Regions from separate parts of the Homo sapiens genome. Here region 2 is linked to region 1. A link is an interaction called in ENCODE POLR2A ChIA-PET data of the cell type or tissue named here. Cell type or tissue: OCI-LY7. All regions are shown on one strand.

Region 1 (5,000 bases):
GTTAATGAAAATGAGCTATAAGGGATGATGGTGGAATGTTCCAGGCATTGTTAACAGCATTTGTCAATAATATTTTTGAAAAGAATATCTGGTTGTTGATTCTATTTACTAAGAGAGCTTGCATTGGGCCTAAGTGTGGCAGATCTCAGTGGGGACAGGGTCAGAGGAAGCCACTCTAGGTGAGTCTGGGTGACCTAAAGGAAGGATGTGAATGGATCATTAAGAGGTCGCATATGCTTGACTGCAGAGGCCATGGTAGTCACTGAAGTGTCCTCCTCTGGCATCTGTGAGCTCTGTAGGTACAGAGTGGAGAGTGGATTAAAGGGTAAACTGAGGCAACATCTGAGACTGGGAGAGTAGTTAGGCATCAAAGACAATATTTCACGGAGAGATGACAATATATTTTGTTAGATTTGTGACAGTGGAGAAGAAGGGAAGTTAGCAATCTACAATCCAGAAGGAAAGAGTAATTGGAGAGAATTAAAAATTAAGTGTGTGCCCCGTGGCAGGAAAAGGAAGGCATCTAAGATGACTCCTACGTGTCTGGTTGGAAGTTACTATATATATAAATATAAATATTTATATATATAGTAAAGCAGAAACCAGTGAAGTCATGTGATATTTGTAATTTGTTTTAATATCATTCAGTGAGAGATTAGCATGAGAGGTAGAAGGAATGGTTGAGGCTAGTCTATGCCTGTGGAGAGTTTGTTGAACTAGTCTCTATAGTTTATGTAACTTCAAAAATTACCTGATACACACACATACACACACACACACACTGTCACAGGTGGAATTCTGAAAGTTGCCAAAATATAAGCTTCCACCCTGACTTCCAGTTGAATCCCATCTCCCCCCAACAGACAGAGGGGGAGCTGGTATGGAGACCATGGAAGGGACAGAAACTCAGGATTCCCATGACAGAGAAGTGAGTAAGGCTGGAACCCCAATCAAGGGGAGGGGCTGTGAGCCAGTCAGAGGCCAGACCAGGAATGTGCCTTAGGGAAGCTGGGGAGTGTGAGTTTTATACAAACAGCAATGAGGAGTCAGTGCAGGATTCTAATCCACGGGGTGACCTGCCCAACATGAATAAAAACATCTCTCTGGATGTTTGGGAAGAGAGTACCTGGGGAAGAAGGGGATTTTGTGTGTAGGTTGTTACTGGATGGGCCCATGAGCTGAGGATTTGGGGGATCATTCACACAGTTAAAGTAAATTTGGATATGGAGTATGATGAGGAGGTGATGATTTCTAAATTTTCCTGTTCAAGTTTTCTACATGTCTACAAACACATTAAAATGTCTCTCTTAGCTTCATAATTAACCAAAACAAAGAATAAGCAAATACAGGTTTTTTTTAAAAAAGGTTTAAATGTAAACACATTATATGACACTAAGTCCAAATTCTGATATAAAATATCTGGAACAACTATTTAGAAAACTACAAACTTTAAAAAATAAACCTCACTTCATAAAATAAAAAGTGTGTATACACTATTAACTAGTGTATTAGGCCTACCAAGACCATGACTATTAGTAAATCACATCTAAGCCCTATCAAAACTCTAAGAGCATTGTGTGCTGTTAGAGGTAAAGCATTGTGTGAAATGTTTGCTGAGAATTGCCATCTTTTAAGAAGGCCACCAACCTTATCTCCTGGGAATTTTCCATTCAATGCCATTCCCTGAACAGCCCCTACACATGTTTGAAACCATCAACTGTAACAGTGTCTGTGATGCTGACCAGATGGCACACGTGGGTCATTCAACTTTTTCCAGAATATACTCTGGGGGTACAAACACCTTAAAAAGTTACATTCACAGCAGTTTGTACCACATAGAAACCAAGACTCCTTTTGGGAGTGAGAAACTACAATAATAAAGTACAACATATCAGGATCACAGAAGGTAGGATTCGGATGATGGATGTGTGAACAGAGATGATGGATGGTGAACTACAGAGACAGGCTGGGCTCTCAGGTCTCTGGGCCACGGAAGGAGTGTGTCCTGTAACCAGCACAGGACACAGCTCAGTAAGAACCATATACTCCAAGGAGCTCGGGGCTTGGAGCTGGGCCCTGTGCTCACTGATGGGGACTCAGCAGCTGTGTCCTTTCTGGCCTGGCAGAGTCCCCTGAGCAGGGACCTGTGTATGGTCTCAGCAGGTGCTTCCTCCCAGGGCCCTCCCAAGGCGGGAAGTAAACCTTCCTCCTCCTCAGGCTGCAGTGTGAGCTGAGCTCCAGCTCCAGGGCTCAGGGAGGGGCTGGGCAGTCCCCTGATGGAAACACACTTGCATGAGCAGCCCCTCCTCTGCAGAGGGTGGGGAAGAAAAGGATGCCTGGGGCAGTCCAGCCCCACGGTGTGGTGGGGTCAGGGGCTGTGTCCACCATGGACTTGACTCCTCCCCTCCTTGTGATCCTGTCTCACTGTACGTGTCGGGACGGGCCTCAAAGACCAGCCTACATCAGAAACTTTGACTGAGGCCCCTGAGAAATGTTACCCTGAACTCTGCCTTAGTATCTGGATGTGTCTTTTCACCTGATAGAGTTATAAAGATTTTCCCAGTTAAAAACAAAAGCAAAGCTCTGCCAGACTCGTGTTCGTGGCTCCAAATCTGCTTCAGCCACTGAGCAGGAGCTGAGAGGGAAGAGAGAGAGAAGAACACAAGATCCATATGGGGAAGGATTTCTATGAGGGTGTGGCAGTGAGAGCGGGTGGCAAGTTGCCAAAGAGGCCTAAGCCACAGAAGTGGGTTTCATGTGGGACTTTCGGAATGAGCAGGAGGGCGATGGGTGGAGGGTGAGGGTCAGAAGATTCTAATCAGAGGTGAGAACCCAAAGATGAGTTATTGGTCATTCAAGTCAAACAGTGAAATTACCTTGGCCTGTGCCTCCAGTCAGTGGAGCAGGGAAGGGGCCAGGATGTGCTTCCTGCAGGTGTTACTGGAAAGGGGTCCTGATTCAGATCCCAAGAGAGGGTTCTTGGATCTCATGCAAGAAATAATTTGGGAGGAGTCTATAAAGTGGAAACAAGTTTATTAAGACAGTAAATGAATAAAGGAATGGCTACTCCATAGACAGGGCAGCACCAAACACTGCTGGTCGGCTATTTGTATAGATAGTCCTTGATCATATGCTAAATAAGGAGTGGATTATTTATTAGCTTTTCAGGAATTCTTTTTAAAAATATAGACCACATAAGGTAACTTGTGGATGTTGCCATAGCATTTCTAACTGTGAGGACAACCAGAGGTCACTTTCCTCACCGTCTTGGTTTCAGTAGGTTTTGGCCGGCTTCTTTAGCGTATCCTGTCTTATCAGCAGGGTCTTTATGACCTGTATCTTGTGATCCCAGTCTGGTTGACTTCCTAGCTCATCCTGTGACTAAGAATGCCTAACCTCCTGGAAATGCAGGCCAGCATGCCTAAGCCTCATTTAATCAAGCCCCTATTCAACATGGAGTCACTCTGGTTCTAACACCTCTGACTTAGGGTGGCTGCAGAGCTGGAGGTGCAGATTGGGGCAGATCAGCCTCCTGAGAAAAGCACACAGAGCCACTGCGGGGCTGTGAGGTGGGAGAGATGAACTCACATTGGCATTTGATCAGTGACTCTCCAGCTGTAATGAGAATAGAATGGAGAGGCCTGGGACAGGAAGACAGGATGTGGTTGCTCATGCCATCCTGGTGGGAAGATCTAGGTGAGTTACTGTGGGGTAAAGAGGAGAGAGCAGATTCCTTGTCACTTTATGCTGTAGAATACATTGGACATGGAGAGGGCTTGGAGCTTGTGTGTGAGAAAAGCAGATCTATCTCGGCTGACTCCCAACAAACTGGCTGAGAATTTAGATGGAGGATTATTATTAAATAAAAGAGGAAGACTGAAATGAATATTGTCATCGTATTTTTTTACCCAGGGTTGGGATAGGTGGAAATGTGTGTGTGTGTGTGTGTGTGTGTGTGTGTGTTTAAATATTCACTAATTTTTCAATTCAAAAATATTTACTGCGTGACTACTAAGTAATAATATTATACAGGTTTTAGCGTTACCATGGAGAATCAAATTGTCAAGGTCACAGGCATCTTTTTGTTTTGTGTGGATCACTGTGAAAGATACTATGCTAAATTTTTTCTGAATCATGCAGATGAAAGCATTAAACACATACACAAACATTTACGTTTGTGTGTGTGTTGTGTGTGTGTGTGTGTGTATGTGTAATCTATCTCAGCATACAATGCCACTGAAACTACACTTGCGGATTAGGTCCTCGGAAAAATAATCGTGTTAACATTCACGATGCAAATAGAATGGTACCTGACACAAAGTAAGTGCTATAAAAGAATACTTGAGGCTGGGCGCGGTGGCTTATGCCTGTAATCCCAGCACTTTGGGAGGCCGAGGCCGGTGGATCACCTGAGGTCAGGAGTTTGAGACCAGCTTGGGCAACACGGTGAAACCCCGTCTCTACTAAAAATACAAAAATTAGTCAGGTGTGGTGATGGGTGCCTGTAATGCCAGCTACTCGGGAGGCTTAGGCAGGAGAATCGCTTGAACCTGGGAGGCGGAGGTTCAACAAGAGCAAAGCCCATTCTCAAAAACAAAAAATTTGAATGGTTAAATCACATTGGACTGTGAGTAAAGGGCTTAGACAAGGTGTCTCGGAACTTTTGGGTCATCTTCTTGATCTTTCCATAAAACTCTAACCCTTCTATTCTTAACCTCCCCCATTCCCAATTTCACCCTGATGTGCACATCCTACCTGGTGCCTAGTCATCCCGGTGGCCCCTCTCTGGGCTGTATCTAGGGAGAGTGGTGACCTTGGTCATCTTCCTCAGGTCCAAGTATCCATAAGAGAAGCAGACTTTTCTCTCTTTCATAATGATGGTCTCTTCTTGAATAATTTCCCTGTGCATTTTCATTAAGGGTCTCACCCCATCAAGGGTGTGATGAGGACAGTGATGAGGGTCACGGAGCCCGGCCTCCCACGGGGGGATGTGGGGTATG
Region 2 (5,000 bases), 460 kb before region 1:
GGTTCCTGGGCAACCTGGTTCACATCCTTCTCCTGCCGGCATGGCCTGGCTCCATTTCTGTTCGGCTACCAAAGCCCCAAGCTTTGTGGAGCCTGCCTGGCCTTGAGGAGGGGAATGGGCTCCATCCTGAGAGCCTGCAGGAGGGTTTAAGCTTCCCATCCCCCATTGCTACAGTAGCTCCCCCAGCTTTTCATTCCATATCCTTTATTTTTATTTATTAAAAACTTAATTTTTGGCCGGGCGCAGTGGCTTACGCCTGTAATCCCAGCACTTTGGGAGGCCGAGGCAGGCGGATCACGAGGTCAGGAGATCGAGACCATCCTGGCTAACACGGTGAAACCCCGTCTCTACTAAAAATACAAAAAATAGCCAGGTGTGGTGGCGGGCGCCTGTAGTCCCAGCTACTTGGGAGGCTGAGGGAGGAGAATGGCGTGAACCCGGGAGGCAGAGCTTGCAGTGAGCCAAGATAGCACCACTGCACTCCAGCCTGGCGACAAAGTGAGACTCTGTCTCAAAAAAAAAAAAAAAAAAAACACTTAATTTTTTTTTTTTTTGTAGAGACAGGGTCTCCCTATGTTGCCTGGGCTGGTCTCAAACTCTTAATCTCGAGTGATCCTCCCACCTCAGCCTCCCAGAGGGCTGGGATTACAGGCATGAGCCACCACACCCAGCCGCATATTTTTTATTTTTGTTTCTATGTGTTTTCTGTCTGTTCTTTGCTGTCTCCTCCATGTCTAGAACAGTGCCTGGCACATGATAGGTGCTCAGTAAATACAGGACTGAAGAAGACAGAGGCAGACAGGCCAGATGTGGCTGCTGTCCTTAGGGAATTGACAGTCCATGATCTATGAGAATGAGCTGCAGACTGGGAGGCAGGTGTCCCAGCATGGGCTCACCAAGCTCCTACCCTCTCCCGGTCCAGCTTTCTCACCTATGAAATAAAAGTGAAGCTGGACATGGTGGCCCACGCCTCTAATCTCAGCAGTTTGGGAGGCCAAGGTGGGTGGATCACTTGAGATCAGGAGATTGAGACCAGCCTGGCTAACATGGTGAAACCCCATCTCTACTAAAAAACACAAAAATTAGCCGGACGTGGTGGCAGGTGCCTGTAATCCCAGCTACTCGGGAGGCTGAGGCAGGAGAATTGCTTTAACCTAGGAAGTGGAGGTTACAGTGAGCTGAGGTTGTGCCACTGCACTCCAGCCTGGGTGACAGAGCAAGACTCTGTCTCAAAATAAATAAATAAATAAATAAACAAACAAACAATAAATGAAAGTGATGGATTACATGAATGGTTTTCAAACTGGGTTCCTCAGGGCTCAGTTTGGGGGAGAATGCAAAGGTTAAATACAAATAACAATGGAATGTAGTAACATTGGCGCTTGGGCGAGTGCTCTGGGTGAGGAATGTGGTGCTCATGGGGAGAAGAGCCGCATCAGAGCAGGCTTCCTGCATGAGGCAAGGAGGAAACACAAGAGCTGAGAGCTGAAGGAGAGGGAGTGAGGGCTGCCAGAGGAGCTGGGAGGCGATTTCAGGCAGTGGGAACTGGAGCTGCAAACCCCCAGCCTCCTGCAGTCTGGCTATCTGTACCAGCCCTCACCCATGCCCACCACCCTCAGGGCACTCACATCCCTTCTTGCACTGATATTTTCCCGTCCTATCATGACCCTCGTTTGAGGGTGCAGGGAGGACTGGAGCTCAGAGAGGGAGGGTCACCTGGCCAGACCCTAACCCGCTGAGTTCCAGTGGAGTTCCTTTCATCCCCCAGCACTGGATGGGGCTGGATACCTGGAGAGGGACCGTGCTGCTCTTCCTGGGCCCTGCAGCCTGCCTGGCTGGTCCACATCTTCCTGGGCCAGGAGGGTAGTATGGTGCGAGCTTCTAGCTCTCTGGCTGGGGCCCCCTGGCCTACTGGGCTGGCTTCCTGCCCTGGTGGCCCTGGCCCAGCTCCCCAGCTCATGTGCCTCTGCAGCGAGTGGTCAGCCCCTTCCCATCTGCACTTTACAAGCCTCATCGCTGAATCCTCCCCATAGCCAGAGAGCCTGGCACTCTCCTCTCCAGAGAAGGAAACTGTCCAGGGTCACACAGGGACTTATGGGCAGGTCTGTGTGACCTGAGTCTGGGCTCTGAACTGGTGCTTGCAGGGTCTTGCCCTCTGGCTCTGGCAGCCTGAGTGTTACTGTAATCCCTGAGCCTTTGAACAAGCAGGCACTGCTTCCTGAGATCCCCATTGCTGCTATCAGCGTCTCTGTTTCCCAGCTCCACACTGCTGCCAGGACAGACGTATCTTCTGTCTTGTAGCATCTCCATTTCTCTTCCCTTTAGATCTATTTTTTTTTTTTTTTTTTTTTTGAGATGGAGTCTCGTTCTATCATCCAGGCTGGAGTGCAGTGGCGCAATCTTGGCTCACTGTAACTTCTGTCTCCTGGATTCAAGCGATTCTTCTGCCTCAGCCTCCCAAGTAGCTGGGATTACAGGCGCATGCCACCACGCCTGGCTAGTTTTTGTATTTTTAGCAGAGACGAGGTTTCACCACGTTGGCCAGGCTGGTCTCAAACTCCTGACCTCAGGTGATCTGCCCACCTCAGCCTCCCAAAGTGCTGAGATTACAGGCATGAGCCACCGCTCCCGGGCTGGATCTATTTCAATCACCCTCCTTCCTCTGCAGCCTGAAACTTGAGGCTTTGCCCACTTCCCAAAGGCACGAGTAGCAATGACCATTTGTTCTGTCATTTGGCCATAGCTCTAGGTCAGAGGACAGTCCTTCATCAAATGTTTGTTAAGCATGCAATCTAGCCAGGGGATGACAAGGGCCAAGTAATGTGTTAATTTCTTCATTCACTAAGCACAGAGAATGGAGTAGAAGGAAGGTGGAAAGGAGAAGGAAGGAAAAGAGAGAAGAAGGAGGATAGAAAGGAAGGAAGGTGGGAGGGAGAAAGGAAAGAAAGAGGGAGTCCTTTAGGTTATCTAAGCCCCCTCAGGACTTGGTCTGGCCCTCACAGTCCAAGAACAGACTTGGGCTTGAGCCTCTGACCAGCCAGATGACTGAGAAGCTGAGGAACAGCTTGAGCCTCAGTTTTTTCCTCTGTAAATGGGGTTGATAGCAGTTCTGACCCAGAGGGCTTTTGGGGGAGTCACAGAGATGCTGGGTGCTGCCTTTGCACTCAAAAGGGTCCAGGCTAGGTGTGGTGGCTAACACCTGTAATCCCAGTACTTTGGGAGGCTGAGGTGGGAGAATCTCTTGAGTCCATGAGTTACAGACCAGCCTGGGTAATATAGAGACAAACTGTCTCTATAAATTTTCTTTTCCCAAAAATTAGCCAGGCATGGAGGTGTGCACCTGTAGTTCTAGCTGCTTGAGAGTCTGAAGTGGGAGGATAACTTGAGTACAGGAGGTTGAGGCTGCACTGAGCCATGATCACACCACTATACTCCAGCCTGGGTGACAGAGCCAGACCCTATCTCAAAAAAAAAAGGGGGTCCAGCATGCATCTTCCTGTCAGCTTACCTAAGGGAGCATGATAAATTGAGTCCCTGCCACGATGGACATGGGGAGTGTAGTGGGAGGGAATGGCAAAGGCACCACAGGCAGAGGGAACAGCCTGGGCACAGTGGGGGGTGTGATGTGGCACAGCACTGATTGTGGGAAGCGAGGGATGTGGGAGATGAGGCTTCAGGTAGTCAGAGGGAGGTTGAGGCAAAGCCTCACCTGCATGCTCTAGATGAGGTCCAATTCCTGGTACCCAGCTTCCTAGCCCAGTGATGGGCCACTTCTCCCAGGGCCACAGTTTTCTCTCCTATCAAATAGAACATGTTAGTACTGCTCTATGGTGCCAATGAAGGGTATAAGTGTCCAGTGCCCATTTCCTGCCCCAGCAGAGGCACTTTCTTTTCCTTGTCCTCTTGCCTACTGGGGAACTCCTTCCATCCCTGGTTCCTCCCCCAGCTTCTGCGAGGCCCCTCCTCTGAGCCCCCACACCTCATCAAACCCTCAACACCGTCTGGTGTTTTCCTTGGTGCCTCTTCAAGATGCTGTGAGCTCCTTGGGGGCAGGTGGTGCCTGTGTACCTCTTTTTTTTTTCTTTTTTTTTTTTTTGAGACGGAGTCTCGCTCTGTCACCCAGGCTGGAATGCAGTGGCGTGATCTCGGCTCACTGCAAGCTCCACCTCCCGGGTTCATGCCATTCTCCTGCCTCAGTCTCCTGAGTAGCTGGTACTACAGGGGCCCGCCACTGCACCCGGCTAATTTTTTCTTTTTTTCTTTTTTTTTTTTTGAGACGGAGTCTCGCTCTGTCTCCCAGGCTGGAGTGCAGTGGCACAATCTCCGCTCACTGCAAACTCCGCCTCCCGGGTTCATGCCATTCTCCTGCCTCAACCTCCCGAGTAGCTGGGACCACAAGCACCCGCCACCACGCCCAGATAATTTTTTGTGTTTTTAGTAGAGACGGGGTTTCACCATGTTAGCCAGGATGGTCTCGATCTCCTGACCTCATGATCTGCCTGCCTCGGCCTCCCAAAGTGCTAGGATTACAGGCGTGAGCCACCACGCCTGGGCTTTTTTTTTTTTTTTTTTTTGTATTTTTAGTAGAGATGGGCTTTCCCCGTGTTCTCAATCTCCTGACCTCGTGATCCACCTGCCTCGGCCTCCCAAGGTGCTGGGATTACAGGCGTGAGCCACCGCGCCTGGCCCTGTGTATCTGTTTTTCTGGACCTGGGCCCAAGGCCTAATAGGTGAGTGCCCAGGACTCCATGCTGACTGGAGGAAGGAATAGCATGTGGTCAATGGGAGCAGAAGGGCCTGGTAGTCCAGGAGAAGGAAGAAGCCACTTCTTTTCAAAAAATTTATTGCCAGGCATGGCGGCTCACGCCTGTAATCCCAGCACTTTGGGAGGCCGAAATGGGCGGATCAGGAGGTCGGAAGTTCGAGATCAGCCTGACCAACATGGTGAAACCCCGTCTCTACTAAAAATGCAAAAATTAGCTGGGCATAGAGGTGTGCAC

The links. ChIA-PET counts read pairs that join two places held together with the same protein. Peaks named below come from ENCODE experiments on the same cell type or tissue, not always from the same donor. Only the 100,000 strongest peaks of a DNase experiment are listed, where the experiment ranks them.
Region 2: POLR2A ChIA-PET joins it to region 1 with 6 read pairs; 2 of 35 experiments call an interaction of 5 or more read pairs at or near these places.

The regions. Positions count from the first base shown.
Region 1 is chr22:22,020,418-22,025,417 of GRCh38, forward strand. It overlaps the pseudogene PRAMENP. Among named protein-coding and RNA genes, the nearest start is that of TOP3B, 40 kb to the left of the region's middle. RefSeq lists an enhancer at 4,907-5,000. In OCI-LY7, no CTCF peak of the experiment used is centred here; a DNase peak (open chromatin) is centred at 2,156; H3K4me3 peaks cover 342 bases; H3K27ac peaks cover 1,464 bases.
Region 2 is chr22:21,558,117-21,563,116 of GRCh38, forward strand. It overlaps a transcript of UBE2L3 not described here. Among named protein-coding and RNA genes, the nearest start is that of UBE2L3, 7.1 kb to the right of the region's middle. RefSeq lists an enhancer at 1,827-2,387. In OCI-LY7, no CTCF peak of the experiment used is centred here; no DNase peak of the experiment used is centred here.